Regions from separate parts of the Homo sapiens genome. Here region 1 is linked to region 2. A link is a contact called in ENCODE Hi-C data. All regions are on one chromosome and are shown on one strand. Each heading gives the region's core, a stretch centred on a gene start or an enhancer-like site at or near the end of the contact. The rest is flanking DNA. Distances are from core to core; before and after follow the strand shown. Region 1 holds the start of PLEKHH3 (pleckstrin homology, MyTH4 and FERM domain containing H3). Region 2 holds the start of ODAD4 (outer dynein arm docking complex subunit 4).

What was found. Hi-C counts contacts between places; a loop is a spot of excess contacts on that map. Pooled maps may share reads with other maps.
Region 1: a loop to region 2 is called in a map of CD8-positive, alpha-beta T cell, with 12 times the contacts of the local background. The contact joins the promoter of PLEKHH3 here to the promoter of ODAD4 in region 2. A Hi-C loop is called at or near these places in 2 of 168 maps with a recorded cell type or tissue (CD8-positive, alpha-beta T cell and naive thymus-derived CD4-positive, alpha-beta T cell) and 6 of 50 pooled maps.

The regions. Positions count from the first base shown.
Region 1 is chr17:42,674,146-42,679,704 of GRCh38, reverse strand. PLEKHH3 (pleckstrin homology, MyTH4 and FERM domain containing H3) reads left to right here and starts at 2,711. Exons shown (of 13, transcript NM_024927.5): 1 at 2,711-3,303; 2 at 5,296-5,351. The coding sequence starts at 3,142. It overlaps CCR10 (C-C motif chemokine receptor 10), which reads left to right. Exons shown (of 2, transcript NM_016602.3): 2 at 1-816. The coding sequence ends at 152. RefSeq lists enhancers at 1,059-1,558, 1,559-2,060, 2,041-2,120, 2,251-2,300, 2,321-2,420 and 1 more and silencers at 1,151-1,240, 1,591-1,670, 2,531-2,780, 2,871-2,930, 4,051-4,210 and 1 more.
Region 2 is chr17:41,928,069-41,933,068 of GRCh38, reverse strand. It overlaps ODAD4 (outer dynein arm docking complex subunit 4), which reads right to left and starts at 2,452. Exons shown (of 12, transcript NM_031421.5): 1 at 2,232-2,452. The coding sequence starts at 2,345. It also overlaps a transcript of ACLY not described here. RefSeq lists enhancers at 2,344-2,443, 2,624-2,713, 2,426-3,329.

The DNA.
Region 1 (5,559 bases), core at 1,462-3,961, 750 kb before region 2:
TGGGCCTGCGCTTCCGCCAGGACCTGCGGAGGCTGCTACGGGGTGGGAGCTGCCCCTCAGGGCCTCAACCCCGCCGCGGCTGCCCCCGCCGGCCCCGCCTTTCTTCCTGCTCAGCTCCCACGGAGACCCACAGTCTCTCCTGGGACAACTAGGGCTGCGAATCTAGAGGAGGGGGCAGGCTGAGGGTCGTGGGAAAGGGGAGTAGGTGGGGGAACACTGAGAAAGAGGCAGGGACCTAAAGGGACTACCTCTGTGCCTTGCCACATTAAATTGATAACATGGAAATGAGATGCAACCCAACAACTGTTACTATTTTTGAGTCACCGACTTGGAAGTGATTTGTGGCGGGGCAGAACCGGTGGGTTAACACCCCGCCCCCGCCCCACCCCCCGCCCTGCCCCGCGCTTGGCTCTCTGAGTGGAAGACGCTGAGGGCCTGGGTGGGGGTGGGGGGCTGCTGAGTCTGCTAAAGCTCTAGCCACTGACACCCCCTCCACCGTCACCTGGCCTCAGCCAACAGAGGTGAGGTGGGAAAGCTGCCAGGCAAGGAGGGGCGGTGGTTCCTCTTGCAATACTGTAAGGAAGAGCTTTCTAACAACCAGAGCGCTCTCCAGTAATGGCTGCCTTAGCAAATACTGAGTTCCCGCTATTGGAATGTTCAGACTGTCGGGGACGCTGTGGGCCTTTGCGTGGTGTGGGGGGAGGGGGAGGGGCAGGGGATTCCCGTTTTTGGTGGGCGTTTGGATTTCATAACCACTTTACAATCCCTTCCTAGTGTCTGTGATGGAAAGAAAAAATGAAAAAATGAATTGTAAAATTTGAGTTGAAGTTTTTCCACCTTGAAGAAAAACCTAGGAGGGATTGCAATCTGCAAATTTCCAGAGTAGTTATCACGGGTGTGGTGGGGGTGAGGGATATTTGCTGTTCTCCATCTTCTCTGGGGACTGGGTCAGAGGAAATGCACTGAGCTGGCCGGAAAGAGAGAGGTTGGATATGGGAAAAAACTTCTCTGCAGGCAAGGGCCTGGGATCCAGACCTGGAAGATGGTTGTGGTATCTCCATTCCTAGGTAATCTCTCAGTACAGGCCACTCTCATGTGGAGAGAGGCCACGGCCGAGATGGCCTCCTAGACACGCTCGCATTGATTCCTGGTCTTTGTTTTACACAATCACAACGGGCAGGATGGTGTTCACGTGCGACAGTTCTCGCGGTTTAATATCGGTCAGCAAAGCTGTCCCCACCGCTCCAGCCTGGAGTCTAGGGTCGAGAAGGGCGGGGCGTGGCGAGGAGGTCTCAAGGGAGGTGCTGGCCTGACGGCCCCGCCCGTCCCGCCCTTCCCCGCCCCTCCCCGCCCAGCCCAGCCCTGCCCAGGCTAGCAGTCCTCAGAGCCTCCCGCAGCAGCGGCGAAAAGGGGTCCCCCACGGCCTCTAGGGGCCAGGATCCAGGGAAGGCCCGGAGACGGCGCCGATCCTCAAAGGGTCCCACACGCCAGCCACTGGGGACCGACCTGGAACCCTCCATCCAAGATCTCTGGAATCGCCGCTGAGTCAGCAACGCGCGCGCGCGCCCGCGGAGGCCGCGGCCCCGCCCCGGCCGCCTAGCGCCTGAGTTAACCCCTTCCTATACAGAGCCGCAGGATATTAGCCCTAAGAGGCCTCCACTGTATTCGGAGACCACAGAATTCCTTAGAATCCAAGTCAGTCTCCCCAGCTGAGTTCGGTGAGCTGTGAGCTCTATATTCGATTTTATTTCCGGCCTAGGTCTGCACCTTCCCAGAGTGCCTGCCTCAACTCCTTCACCTCGAAAAGGAGGTGAGGCCGAGTGCAGTGGCTCATACCTGTAATCCCAGCACTTTGGGAAGCCAAGCTGGGAGGATCGCTTGAGCCCAGGAGTTAAAGACCAGCCTGGGCAACATAGTGAGACTCCATTTCTACAAAAAATAAATTTAAAAAATTAGCCAGGCATGGTGGTGTACGCCTGTAGTCCCAGCTCCTGGAGAGGCTGAGGTGGGAGGATCCCTTGAGCCGAGGAGTTCGAGGCTGTAGTAAGCTATAATGGCTCCACCGCACCCCAGCCTGGGCAAGACAGCGAGACCCTGTCTGGAAGAAAAAAAAAAAAGGGTGGGGGAGAGCTGAATCAGACCGAGAAACTGGAGAAACTGGACTCCTTCTCCCCAGACGTGGAGGGCCACCTCCAGAGCTGTGTCCTCGCAGGTCTGGACATCCTCTTAGTAGCCAAGGCGTTTCCCTTTCTCAGGGACCCTGAGACGAGACAGGGGTTCAGAGAGCGGCAGTTGGGTTTTCCTCTGTCCTGTGCCAAAACTCCTCAACAGGGTTTTTAATTGGTTGGTGAGCCAAGAGTTAAAACAAGAGCCTGAAGGCGGGCTTCCGTGACGTCACTAGCACCCCGCGTCCGACCTCAGAGACTGGGGCGTGGCTAACATAGCCTCGTCCCCTCCCTCCCTGTTTCCCCGCCCCTCCCCGCTGTCACCAAGCCAGGGGCACATGATGCAACCCAACGCGGTTTCAGCCGTCTGATTGGTAGCCGCGCCCGGCGCCAGGCACAGGGATTGGACAGAGGAGACTGTGACGAAACCTGGACCCTGCCTAGTAAAGAAGGGAGGAGAGAAAGAAGAGAGAGGGGGGGCCCCCCGGGAGGGAGGGGGCCGGGGGGGCGGGGTCCCAGCTCTGTGCTCGCGCCCCCAGCGCGCCAGTCCCGGGGCTGCAGGGAGCGCAGCGCGCGCGGCCCGGGCCCCGGCCACCGGACGCCCTACCGGACACGACCCTCCCTGGAGCTTGGACAACTGCCCACCTCGGACGCTGCACCGGACACTGCCCCCCACAGGGCTGGACACTCCAACGGACACTACTTCCCAGCTCCGGACATTGCTCCCTCCTCTCCCGGGGCCCTGGACGCTTTTCCCCCTCCCCCCTCCGGGGGCCCAGACACTGAGCCCCCCTCAGCGTCTGGCTAGCGTCCCCTTGCACCCCAGCCCAGGACACTGCCTCCTCCCTGTCCTCTTCTCCCTTCTGCTCCTCCCACCTCATCTTTCCCCTGCTCGGGTCGGAGCCCCGCCAGTTCCTCCGACCCCCTACTGCTCGGCCGCGGCTGCCCGCGCCCCCATCCGCAGCTCCTCGCCCGGATGCCTCTCCCCGGGGGACTATGGTGGCTTCTCTGCTGCCGTCGAGGCTTCACTCTTCTGCACCGGGACTACGGGGACGGCGAGCTTAGCGGGGACGGGGACGAGGACGAGGACGAGGAAACCTTTGAGCTGCGGACCCCGAGTCCAGCGGGCGGCGGGAGGGTAAGTCCCGGGGGTTCGGAGCCTCGTCTCAATCACTCTCGCTGTAACCGGCCGTCACGCTGATCCGCTCCAGCCTCCAGCCACACGCTGCGCGCTTGGCGAACTAGGGATGAGGGAGAGTTTTTTGCCTGGGGGCCAAAGCCCCCGGGAGCTCTCGGAGCAGCAGCCCTACTCGGGATGTGCCTGTGGGCCTCCCGCTGCAGGCTGGGCGCTATCCACCTGCTGGGGGCCCTGAGGCAGGGGAGGCGTCACGCGTGGCCCGACCTGGCCCTGCCTCTCCCTTCCCCGCTGGGCCCGCGTCCCATCCCGTCTCCTTCCGCCTCCGCCAGCGCCGAGGAATGTGGCGAGGCCGGCTGGGCGGCTCGAACGCCTGGGTCCCCCTCCGCTCCCAGTTCGCAAGTGCGGAGGCCAGATGCGAGAGCTCCCGCTGCGGAGACCTGGACGAGGGGGAGAAGTCATCCCAGGATTGGGGTCTGTGGCGGGGACCCCAAGGAGAGGGAGGTGGGAGCTCTTTGAGGACCCCTCCTCATTACCCTGCCACTCAGGACAGAACTCTCGGCTTTCCCGGGTGAGGCTCCTGGGAAACCCCTGAGGGGATGGATGGTGAGGGACACTGGGCTGCTGCCTGGTTTTGTCGAATCTCCCCGTGGGGAAACGGAGGCACGATTGGTGTGGGAGACCTCCATCCCTTGACGTCTCCTCCCCCATCCCTCCTGCACACTGGCGGCCAGACTCCCGTGTGCTGTGGCCCGGGTCAGGCTCCCATCCCCCGCGCAGGGGTCCCCAGCAGGCCCAGTGGCTCGGTGCCCGGGTGGGGCGGGCTGCGCCGCCGGGGCCGGCGCCAGCACCTGGCGGAGGCGGAGGGTGGATAAATATAGAGGAGGGGGGAGGGAGGGAAGCAGGGCACTGCGATTAGGGGAGTTAGCCTAAGAGGGTGGTCAGTACCTGCCACATGTGGTGTGGCTGACAGCCCCACTCAGACCTTCCAGAAAATAGGTGGAGGTTCACGTAGGAAGGGTGCAGGACCCAGGCGTCCCCAAGCTTCCAGCTTGGGCAGGGTCGGCTTTACCAGGCCATTGCCTCCCTCATGCTCCACCTCAACTCCCCCCTTCCCTGAGCCTGGGGACAGGTGTCCCTGGCCCCCTCCCCCACCTCCCCCTCTTGGCTCTAGCAGTCTGGGAGCAATATGAGGATGGCACGGTTCCCGCCTGACTGGCCTCCGGGTTGGGTTTGTGGCCTCTCTCAGACCCCAGTCTACAGTTGAAGTTCCAGGACAGGGGGAAGGGAGGAGGAGGGGGAGGGGGAGGGCAAAACCCTGAACTACACCTGCCTCCAGAGGGTGTGCCATTCCTCAGTCTGGCCCGCCCTTCCTAAGCCCCAGCAAAGGGGCAGGGTCTCTGCTCACCATTGAGTCTCAGGAGTGTCTATGGGAGAATGTAAGACGCTTTTGGAGAAAGCCCTATACTGAAAGGGTCCCTCTGCCCTTCATTCACCTCTGTGCCTACCACCTGTCCTGCCTTGGCCAGGGAGGCAGTGTGGAAGAAGGGAAAATGAGGAGGAGAGGGTGCCTTGGAGCCTGGCAGAACGAGCTCACCTCTCCTGTTTCAAAGATGGGGAAACTAAGGCCCGGAGACGGGAAGAGACTTGCCCAAGGTTCCACAGTGAGTTAGTGGTGGGGCGGGAATTGGAACCCAGGTCTCCTGACTCTCTGCCCAGTGCTCTTTCCACCCTACCCTACCCCTGATTGTATTTTCAAAGGGTAACTGAGAGGAGCCTTGGCTCCTTAGCTCCTGCTGTTCTGAAGAGCTTGTCCTGTTAAGACTGGCGGGAGGGGCGAGCCCAGGGGCTCCAGCGTGCTCCACCCTAGTCACGACCCCACTCTGTGACTCCTCCTTCCTCAATCCCCTGAGCAGCCCTGTCCTGAGGGCAGAAGGCACGAACCTTGCGCAGGAAGGGCTCTGACCCTGAGGGCTTCCCCGCCTGTCTCCCCAGGGTCCCCTGGAAGTGACGCTGACTCAGCCAGTGAGGAGCGGGCCTGTCTCCAACAGGTGAGCTACGCCCCTACGTCCCATAGTCTGGCGACCCCAGCATGTTCCCGGGACCCCCATCCTCTCTGTCTCCCCTAGCGGTTGTGCAATAAGGGAGAGGCCCTATGCCGGACGCTGTGGTTTGGCTGGGGTCCCGGGGGGCGGTCCGGCTGGGGGCGCGGGGAGAAAGAGGGGGGTCGGGGCTATTTCTGGTTCGAGGTCAGAATGG
Region 2 (5,000 bases), core at 1,203-3,702:
ATCTGGTCATCATTTCTGGTTTTAGGGTGTGGTTGGTGACTGAAAGGGACAAACGACTCTGGGGAGCTGTTGAGAAGCTTGATCTTACAGGAAGTCTCAAAACTACAGGGTTATCCTATCACTCCATCTAGAAGAAGAAGTGGGCAATTTGGAGCAGAAGAAGTGGGCAATTTGGAGCAAAAGAAATGGTCATAAAAACATGTTTTTAGGGCACTGTATCTCATACCTGTAATCCTAGCACTTTGTGAGGCCAAAGCGGGAGTATTACTTGAGCTCAAGTGTTCAATACCAGCCAGGGCAACATAGCAAAACACCTATCTCTACAAAAAAAAAAAAAAAAAAGAAGAAAAGAAAAAATTAGCCAGGCGTGGTGGCATAAGCCTGTAGCTCCAGCTACTTGGAACACTAAGGTGGGAGGATCACTTGAGCTCAGGAGTTTGAAGCTGTATTGAGCTGTGATTGTGCCACCACATTCCAGCTTGGGAGACAGAACGAGATCCTGTCTCTGAAAAAACAAACAAACAAAAAAAAAACAACAGTTTCCTTATGCAGATGTCAGATGTGTAGTTTTGTGGTTAGCACCTCAGCATTGGAGTCTGAGCCCGGCTTTGAATCCTTCCTCTGCCACTTGCTAGTTTAGCGACCTTGGGCATGTTGCTCAACTTCTGTATATTTCCTAATCTATAAAATTGAGTATGCACTGGGTGGGGTGGTTCACGCCTGTAATCCCAGCACTTTGGGAGGCTGAGGTGGGGGGGGATCACCTGAGGTGGGGAGTTCGAGATCAACCTGACCAACATGGAGAAACCCCGTCTCTACTAAAAATACAAAATTAGCCGAGCATGGTGGTGCATGCCTGGGATCCCAGCTACTCGGGAGGCTGAGGCAGGAGAATCGCTTGAACCTGGGAGGTGGAGGTTGGGGTGAGCCGAGATTGCGCCACTGCACTCCAGCCTGGGCAAGAAGAGCAAAACTCCATCTTAACAACAACAAAAATCCAGTCTGCTTAGCAGTGTGCCTGAGGCTGAGGCAGGAGAATCACTTGAATCCAGGAGGTGGAGGTTGCAGTGAGCCAAGATCGCACCATTGCACTCCAGCCTGGAGACAGAGCAAGACTACGTCTCCAAAACAACAACAACAACAACAACAACAACAACAAAAACCATCACCCAATCCCCTTAGGGTGGGATGATGCAATTTATACTAGGGTTACTATAATAATGTTGCTGGTTGGTGCAGCAGCTCACCTCAGTAATCCCAGCACTTTGGGGGGCCGAGGCAGGTGTATCACTTGAGGTCAGGAGTTCGACACCAGCCTGGCCAACATGGTGAAACCCTGTCTCTACTAAGAATACAAAAATTAGCCAGGCGTGGTGGGACATGCCTGTAATCCCAACTACTCCCTAGGCTGAGGCAGGAAAATCGCTTGAACCTGGGGAGGCGGAAGTTGCAGTGAGCTGAGATCTTGCCACTGCACTCCAGCCTGGGCAACATAGCAAAACTTTGTCTCAAAATTGATAATAATAATCATATGTTGCTTACTGGCCACCTTTTATAAGCAACGGTGTGCTGGGGACATTGAGGCTTCTGCATGCAACCTCCCATCCAATCTGCCAGCAAATGATGGGAAGGTAAGGCTGCTCTGTGGAAGGAGGCCGGTTAATCATGAAACATTTAAGTAAAAGTGGAGGAAAAGGTCACTGTTAACGCAGAGAATGGAGATTGCAAGTGGGAACTGGTAGAAAATGGCCAACCACAGGGCTTATCTGTGACAGCAGTGTGTCCATCAAAAATCAGTGAATAATAGAAACAACAGGGTCCTCCAGGCATCATCAAGACCTCAGTGTTATCTGCAATCAAAAGGTGAGGGCAGGGGGCAGGCGCAGTGGCTCACGCCTGTAATCCCAGCACTTTGGGAGGCCGAAGCGGGTGGATCACGAGGTCAGGAGTTCGAGACCAGCCTGGCCAACACAGTGAAACCCCCATCTCTACTAAAAAGACAAAATAATTAGCCGGGCATGGTGGCACGCGCCTGTAGTCCCAGCTACTTGGGAGGTGGAGGCAGGAGAATCACTTGAACCCGGGAGGCGGAGGTTGCGGCGAGCCGAGATCGTGCCATTGCACTCCAGCCTAGGCAACAAGAGCGAAACTCCGTCACAAAAAAAAAAAAAAAAAAAAAAAAAAAAAGTGACGGGTGATGGGGTGATGGATAGGTTGAGAGCTCGACTCACGTTGCTGAAGCTCTGCGCGGCTTTAGAAAATTCCCCGCACAGGTAGAGCCGCTCGCCTTCGGCCATATAAGAGGGAAAGGTGCTTCGCAAGGTCTCGCCTTCGGGGTCCGACATGGTGACCGGATTTAGAGACGCTAAAGCAGAGACAATCAAAGAAAAGCTGGAGAACCTCTATCTGGTTTGTGGAAGCTCCGTTTCTTAGCAACCATGAGATGTACAGCGACTTCCGGTTCCGCCCCCGTCTGGCAAGGGCCCGGATTCTGGGTACAACCTGCCGGCGTGCGCTTGCGCCAGTTCTGCCGCGCACTGGGCCAGGGAGTGATGATTGCGTGGCTGACGGCTGGGCTGGTTAGTGTTTGCTGTTGCACGCTCTGGCGGTTCTCTCTGGAGTTGCTGCCTGAAAAGGCTCCCTTGTAAGACAGCCAAGAAAACAGGAAGAGGGTTGGAGGCAAAGTTCCGAATAGGGATGAGGCATACGTGGTAAGGATATGTGCACGGCGTACCGCCATTAGGGGGAGAGAGCACTGGGCTTGGAGTCAGCAGACTTGGGCTGACTTCGCTCCTGTCACTTCCTAACTGCGTGACCTCTCGCGGGGCATGTAAGGGCTCCCAGCCTCGAATGTTCCACCTGCCAAATAAATATGAAAATAATGGAACACTCAGGGATGCGAGGATTTGCATAAGAAAACATGGAAAATAACGTTGGGTTCAACATAATTTAACGCAGTTATTTGAGCAGCTACTAGTAGCGGGCCTTGACCAAGGCATATTCTGACGTCCTTCCCCATTCCCTCACCATCACCACTCCTCCAAAAGTGGACTAGGTGCTTCTTCTGGGCTCCAACGATACCCTAAGTAGCTTGCTTAACTGCCTTTACTACGTTACTTCCAAAACGTCCTAATGTCATTGTTAAAGTTTAAATAGTAAAAAGATGTCTTTAACTACAAATGCACACACACACACACACACACGGCATACATGTAAAACTGGGGATATTTGAGTAAGATCAGTGGATTGTATCAGTGTCAATTTTCTGGTTGTGTTATTGTACTAAAGTTTTTAAGGATGTTACCATTGGGAGAAACTGGGAAAAGGGTACATGGGATCTCTTTTGTATTTATTTCTTATGAACTGCATATGAATCTATGATTATCTCAAAAGGTTTAATTCAAAATATAAGAAATAATATGGTCCCTGCTTGAAGGAGTTTTATCTAATAGGGGAGAAAGATGTATAAACAAGTAACGGCCACTTAAGTGATATTAACTAGTAATTAAAAGTTCTGTGTGCCTGTGAGGGAGATGAGGACAAAGTGGTGTGAAACCCAGGCAAATGAATGATTCAGCCAGGGTCTGGGATGGGTTAGAGACATGTTCATAGAGGGGTAATATTTGAGCTGAGGGTGAGTATGGTGGAGCCCAGTAGACGTAAGTAGAGAATGAGAGCTAGGTGTGGTGGCTCATGCCTGTAATCCCAGTACTTTGGAGACTGAGGTGGGAGGATCGCTTGAGCTCAGGAGTTCGAGACCAGTCTGGGCAACATGGCGAAGCCCTGTCTCTACCACAAATACAAAAGTGAGCTGGGTGTGGTGGCGTGTGCCTGTAGTCCCAGCTACTCAGGAAGCTGAGGCAGGAGGATCACTTGAGCGTGGGAGGTCGAGGCTGCAGTGAGCCATGTTTGGGCCACTGCATTGTAGCCTGTGTAACAAAGCAAGACCCTGTCTCAAAAAAAAAAAAAAAAAAGGAAATAACATGTGCAAAGGCTGGAGGTGTGTACATTCACAGGGTGTTTAAGGAGCAGCAACAGGTTTAAGGACCTGCAGTGAAACTGGTCCTGTTCTAAGTTAAGGTGGGCTCATTGATGAGTTGAGGACTGTTGCTGGAGCAACCAGGATTAATCAGAAAAAAACCTCCTGCAAGGAAGAGATCTACAGATTCAGTGCAGTTCCAATCAGAACTCCAGCAGCTTTTTTTTTTTTTTTTTTATGGTGGAGTCTCACTCTGTCACTCAGGCTGGAGTGCAGTGATGTGATCTCGGCTCACTGCAATCTCCGCCTCCCGGTTTCAAGCTAGTCTCCTGCCTTAGCCTCCTGAGTAGCTGGGATTACAGGTGCACACCACCATGCCCAGCTAATTTTTTGTATTTTTAGTAGAGATGAGGTTTCACCATGTTGGCCAGGCTGGTCTTGAACTCCTGACCTCAGGTGATCTGCCCGCCTCAGCCTCTCAAAGTGCTGGGATTACAGGCATGAGCCACTGTGCCTGGCCCCAGCAGCCTTTTTTTTTTTTCAGTAATTAACAAGCTGATTTTAAGATTTATGTGGAAATGCAAAAGACCTAAAATAGCCAAAACCATTTTGAAAAAGAAGAACAAAAGAGAACTTAAATTCTGTGATTTCAAGACTTATTTTAAAGCTACGGTAATGGTATTAGCATAAATATGTAAATATATATGGATTAATGGAACAGAAATAGATCCACACATATATGATCAATTGATGTTCAATGAAGTTGCCAAAGAGATTCAATGGAGAAAGGATACTCTTTTCCACAAATGTGTGCTGAAGCAATTGGATAGCCATATGGAAAGACAAAATCCAAAATAAAAAACCTTGATCCTTACCTCACACTATATACAAAAATCAACTGGAAATATTTTAATGTAAATATGTATTTAATTAATTTTTATTTTTATTTTTTGAGAGAGAGTTGGCCTTGTCCACCAGGCTGGAGTGCAGTAGTGAGATCTTGACTCACTGCAACCTCTGC